Regions from separate parts of the Homo sapiens genome. Here region 2 is linked to region 1. The links are chromatin loops, found by intact Hi-C in ENCODE. Cell type or tissue: natural killer cell. All regions are shown on one strand. Links, peaks and the distances in the headings refer to the core of each region. The heading gives the core; the rest is flanking DNA.

The links. Hi-C counts contacts between places; a loop is a spot of excess contacts. Peaks named below come from ENCODE experiments on the same cell type or tissue, not always from the same donor. Only the 100,000 strongest peaks of a DNase experiment are listed, where the experiment ranks them.
Region 2: a loop joins it to region 1, with 21 times the contacts of the local background. A loop is called at or near these places in 1 of 110 quality-filtered maps.

The regions. Positions count from the first base shown.
Region 1 is chr2:36,798,952-36,801,862 of GRCh38, forward strand. It overlaps VIT (vitrin), which reads left to right. Exons shown (of 16, transcript NM_053276.4): 13 at 2,350-2,453. The region is part of intron 1 of LOC124905990 (a long non-coding RNA gene); the gene reads right to left. Among named protein-coding and RNA genes, the nearest start is that of VIT, 100 kb to the left of the region's middle. In natural killer cell, for the core only: no CTCF peak of the experiment used is centred there; a DNase peak (open chromatin) is centred at 1,610; H3K27ac peaks cover 2,500 bases.
Region 2 is chr2:36,239,436-36,242,346 of GRCh38, forward strand. No RefSeq gene overlaps it. Among named protein-coding and RNA genes, the nearest start is that of CRIM1-DT, 110 kb to the right of the region's middle. In natural killer cell, for the core only: no CTCF peak of the experiment used is centred there; a DNase peak (open chromatin) is centred at 1,226; H3K27ac peaks cover 1,884 bases.

The DNA of each region.
Region 1 (2,911 bases), core at 291-2,790:
CATTTCCCCCATTCTGCTGATTGCTGTGTTGTTGTTTGTTTCTGTTTAGTCCCAACCATAGAACCTGGTTTTCTTCTGGTGAAATTTCATCTATTTGGGTTTTTCTCCAGTGCCCCACTTTGGTTAAGCTTGTTTTAAATTTCCTGTCTTCCCTGAAGGTGTCCACTCTTTCTGTTTTTCATCCCTTGCCTTGTAAATAAGCCACCCTCTGGGGATAGCATAGATCATTTTGAGATAGAGAGCAGTTTGGAAAACAGGGATGGAGGAAAGGAAGCGGGGAGGCAGACACTTTCTCCTCTCTCCCAGGTCCTGGTGACTGGTTTCCTCGTGACTGCACCACTTGTCCCGGTCCGCATGGACTCACTAAGAATCAACCCATGGTCAGCATCCTTGAGGTTCCCACCTGAAACTGCCCACAACCGCTTCTTCCTGGATCCATTTCTGGTGTTTGTAGAAAGGCTACTTTAAAAAGTTTTCTTGGCCAGGCATGGTGGCTCACATCTGTAATCTTGGCACTTTGGGAGGCCAAAACAGGACAATAAGCTGCTTGAGTCCACGCTTTTAAGACCAGCCAGGGGCAACATAGCAAGACCTTGTCTTTACAAAAAATGAAAAAATTTGCTGGGTGTGGTGGCATGCACCTGTGGTCTCACCTACTTGGGAGGCTGAGGTGGGAGGATGCTTGAGCCCAGGAAGTTGAGGCTGCAGTGAGCCAAGATGGGGCCACTGCACTCCAGGTTGAGCAACAGAACGAAACCCTGTCTCTGAAAAAAAAAAAAAGTCTTCTCCTTCTTGAAAACTTAGTAGCCTCTATGGCTAGGCTTGGTGGCTCATGCCTGTAATTCCGGCACTTTGGAAGGCCAAGGCAGGCAGATCACCTGAGGTGAGGAGTTGGAGACCAGCCTGGCCAACATGGCAAAACCCCATCTCTACTAAAAATACAAAAATTAGCTGGGTGTGGTGACACGCACCGGTAGTCCCAGCTACTTGGGAGACTGAGGCAGGAGAATCACTTGAACCCGGGAGGTGGAGACTGCAGTGAGCCAAGATCGAGCCAGTGTACTACAGCCTGGAGACACAGCGAGACTCCGTCTCAAAAAAAAAAAAAAAAATGGCCGGGCACGGTGGCTCACGCCTGTAATCCTAGCACTCTGGGAGGCCAAGGCAGGTGGATCACGAAGTCAGGAGTTCAAGACCAGCCTGGCTAAGATGGTGAAACCCTGTCTCTACTAAAAATACAAAAATTAGCCAGGCGCGGTGGCAGGTGCCTGTAATCCCAGCTACTCGGGAGGTTGAGGCAAGAGAATTGCTTGAACCCGGGCGGCAGAGGTTACAGTGAGCTGAGATCGCGCCACTGCACTCCAGCCTGGGTGACAGAGTGAGACTCCGTGTTAAAAAAGAAAGAAAGAAAAAAGAAAACAGTAACCTCTAGCCTGGACTGACTACATAATGTGCAGGGCAGCTTGTTCAAAAATGATGAAGAATTTCAAGACGGCAGCAGCAGAGCACTATGCCAAGCCTGGGCCTTTCTGACTGAGGCTCTTCTGGAGCATGGAGCCCTGTGTGACTGCGCAGGTCTCACGCCCACGAAGTCAGCGCTGCCTGTGGCTGAGTGTCAGTGGTTTGTGAGATGTGATCTCACACCTCATCTTGGGTGCGATGCACACACACCCGCCCTCCTGCACGCCTCCACACCCTCCACTCCGCCGCTTCGTGGGGATTCACTTGTAGAGAGGGATTCTTACTGTGTTTTTCCACTGAATTCACTCCAACTCCTCCCCAGTTAATCTTTTTCAGTCTTCAGCAAAATAGATGTTGACCTTCTAGATGAGTTTGAGTAGTGTCACCCGGTTGCAGGATGAGAAGCAGAGAGAGGTCTCCTTGGTACCACTATTCACGTGCAATTCCAGTGCTAAGGGTAACCCAGAGAGTGGCTGACAGCTGAGATTCTCTTTCTGGAGAGGGGGGTCTGGGGTAGGCTGAGAACGCTGAGCACTCCACAGATGGGATCCTGACATTTGCAAAATCCCACTTGACAACAGTCCCGTTCATTAGCAATATGGGTGTTATAACGATGTTTTCATCTACATGAGGAATCTGAAGCCCAGAGAAGTTGTCTCCTCAAGATCACACAGCCAGGAAATGGCACAGTCAACACACGCCTTCTGAGCCTTGAAATAGCCTCCTTTTCTCTACACACACCAGTCCACAATGGGACATTTTACAAGGCATAGCAGAAGGCTTTGAAGCAGCTTCTATTTGTATATAAAAGAATCAACCATGATCTCTGCCTTCCTCCAAAGGTATTAACTTTGCAGCTAATTTGTATTTCTTGTTCTGACTCTTCAGAGACAACCCTGCTACTCACTTTAACCTCAAGACACACACGAATTCTCGAGATCTGAAGACAGCCATAGAGAAAATTACTCAGAGAGGAGGACTTTCTAATGTAGGTATGTGATCCGGATTCAAATTATACTATCTTGCTACCATCGTTCTCTTTCTACGTGATTGTCTTCTAACCATTCTATATAAAAGGAAAAAATAATAATAATCCGTCAAGAAATAACTTCTGGTCGGGCGTGGTGGTTCACACCTGTTATCCCAGCACTTTGGGAGGCTGAAGCTAGCAGATCACTTGAGGTCAGGAATTCAAGATCAGCCTGGCCAGCATGGTTAAACCCTCTTTCTACTAAAAATACAAAAATTAGCTGGGTGTGGTGGCGGGTGCCTATAATCCCAGCTACTTGGGAGGCTGAGGTTGCAGTGAGCCAAGATGGCGCCACTGCACTCCAGCCTGGGTGGCAGAGCGAGACTCCATCTGAAAAAAAAAAAAAAAAGGACAAAGAAATTACTCCTGCAACATCTATATCTTTTCTAAAGTTATCATGGCTTCAGAGGGCAAGAATCT
Region 2 (2,911 bases), core at 158-2,657, 560 kb before region 1:
TACAGATAAGGAAGTTGGGACTCGAAAGAGTTAAATGAGTTGCCCAAAGTCACAAAGCTATTAAATGACCAAGACAGGACTGGGATGAAGCTCTTGAGTATGAAGTTTGTGTAATATGTCCACTATGGCTAGCTGTATTAGTCCATCTTCACATTGCTAATACATACATACCTGACACTGGGTAATTTATGAAGAAGAGGAGGTTTCATGGACTCATAGTTCCATGTGGCTGGGGAGGCCTCACAATCATAGTGGAAAGCAAAAGGCACATCTTACATGGCAGCAGACAAGACAGAATGAGAGCAAAGAGAAAAGGGAAACCCCTTATAAAACCATCAGATCTCGTGAGACTTATTCACTACCATGAGAACAGTATGGGGGAAACTGCCCCCATGATTCAATCATCTCCCACCAAGTCCCTCCCATAACACAAGGGAATTATGGGAGCTACAAGTCAAGACGAGATTTGGGTGGGGACACAGAGCCAAACCATATCACTAGCTGTTTGCCAAGTAACAGAGAGGAAAAAGATTCAGAAATAACATTTGTCTCTGTCTGGGTATTTGCCTTAAACTGCAAGCTCCTGGAGGGCAGGGCAGCATGTGTTCCTACCTGGTTCTCCTTATATGGCACTAAGCAGTATGAGCAGGTGCTGTGGAATATCATTTGGTACTGAGAACAATAAAGAAGCAAGAACACAGATGATGGTAGGAGCCTAGCTTGCTGTCCTGCCTCTGAATTTATAAAAGGTCTCAGGAATGACATGCAGGATAGGGAAATATACAGCCTCTGAGCCTTGGTAGCTACATACAACTCACGATGCACACTGTCAATCTTGCTATGTTAACCGGCAAATGTCCAAAGGAGGCATTAAATCATTGCCAGAGACCACTCAGCTCACATTACGTTGTACTGAAGGGGGAGGAGGGGCAGATTTCAGAGTCCCACCTTCTTCCAAGCCCCCGCACTCTCCTCTATGTCTGCCCCGCAGCTCAGGCCTGGAATTTTATGTGCAGCAAAAAATCAAAGGTAAAATAAATGCTGAACAGCGATTGCTGTCATTGCCTTCCCCGCAGTCATTTCGCTATTAGCTGTTGGAGGAGCAGACCGTGTAGGCTGACGAGATCTGAGTAAGGACGAGGGATGAGATGTCAAGGCAGGGAACACGGCTGCCTTTGCGAGGTGGCTTTGACTCGCGCTGCAGACATCACACGTCAGCTCGGTGGAGACAGCAAGCAAACCCAACTGCAGCCGCAGAGAGGAAGCAAAAGAGGAGTGTGTGAAAAGATCAGCATATTCAGCCTGCCAATTATTTTCCTCCCTCCCCAACCCCACCCCCAAACACAAGTTCCTTAATATTAATAGTGCTGGAAATCGCAGCAATGAGCACATTGTTGGGGTGAAACTGAACATTACTCTCTAAATGAGATCCTGGGTGTGAAAGCAGAAGGTCCTCTCTGTCTCCCAGATCAGAACATTATCTGAGGCCAACAGCTCTGCAGCAGCTCTTAACCTCAAGAAAAGGGCTCGGCATTTCTGGTTCCCCAATAAAGCCACAGCACACCCTGGGACTGTTCAAATTATGGATACACACACACACACACACACACACACACACACACACACTCAAAGGAGATTATTACTAAGCTTGGGCTACAGCTTAAGAGGCATAAGTGGCATTCTCTTATTCCTCTGACTTGAATCCCTACACCTGTTACCCAAACTTCACTCACTGTTCTCCTCCACAAAAACACATTGTATCTTTGACATTACTATCAGTTTTGATATCAGAAGAATATGTGCCCAGGCAGCAGCATGACATATGTTGAAAGAGCTAGAACACTTGGAACTCTAACCTACTTTTATGAGACTTTTTTTTCTGGGTACGAGTCCCTTAGCCCATCCTTAAAGAAATATGACCAGCACCCATTCCCATCATTTAACTTTCCCAGATTAGAATTGAAACCTCTTCCCAACTGTACTGCAGGAGGTAGAAACTAATAGTTCTTTCTGAAGATTAAACCCTCTTAACCTTCAGGTGAAGAAATAAATATTATGCTGTTAAAGGATGAACCCCAGTCTAATGTCTATTAAATTCTTCCTGGCAGATTTTCCAGAGGTACAATAAGCAAAAGGAAAGAATAATATTTTCAATTTGTTAGATAAATGTAGGCAGGATTGGAGGAAAATAAATGAAGAGTACTTGCTTAGACTCTCGTATCGCTAATAACCCTGGAACATAATCTGAAGGGTTATTTAACCCCAGAGAGTTCAGGCTAGTGATGGAGGTCTCTGTGGGAGCAAGGTTTAGTCTCTGGATAATAGGCCTGCAAGGCCTGGGAAGTTAGCAGTGCCCCAGCAAGCAAGATGCATTTCAGAGAAAATCCTAATGGAAATTGGGAAGTCATCTATCAGTAAAGAACTGAGTGATCTTATCATGGGTTAGGAAGAAACAAGCAATTTCAGAAGCATTTGGGTAACTAGGATTTTACACCAATATATGAAATACCAGGGCTGGGATTGTAAGACTGGTGCAGGGGCTCCTGATAACTATTTATTCATGCATTAAACCATTATTGTGTACCTATTATGTCCTACACTCTGTGATCATTGCTGCTAACGCAAAGACAAATAGGATGTAGTCTTCAAGCAGCTTACCACGTCTACCGGGAGAGATAGTGAAGAGTCAATACATGACAATTTCAGAAGGGAATGCTTCCAAAATGGAGTGAGGATCTCTCCAAATTTAGGAGGGCATGGGTATCTACAGTAAGCAGAAACTGATAATTCCTTCTTTACAAATTTTTCTAAAATCTGCCATACTCCAAATATAATTCTCCATCTGAAAAAAAAATCATGAGAGACTTTAAAGGAAATGTGAACTAGTAATTATATTATACAAGCTAATCCC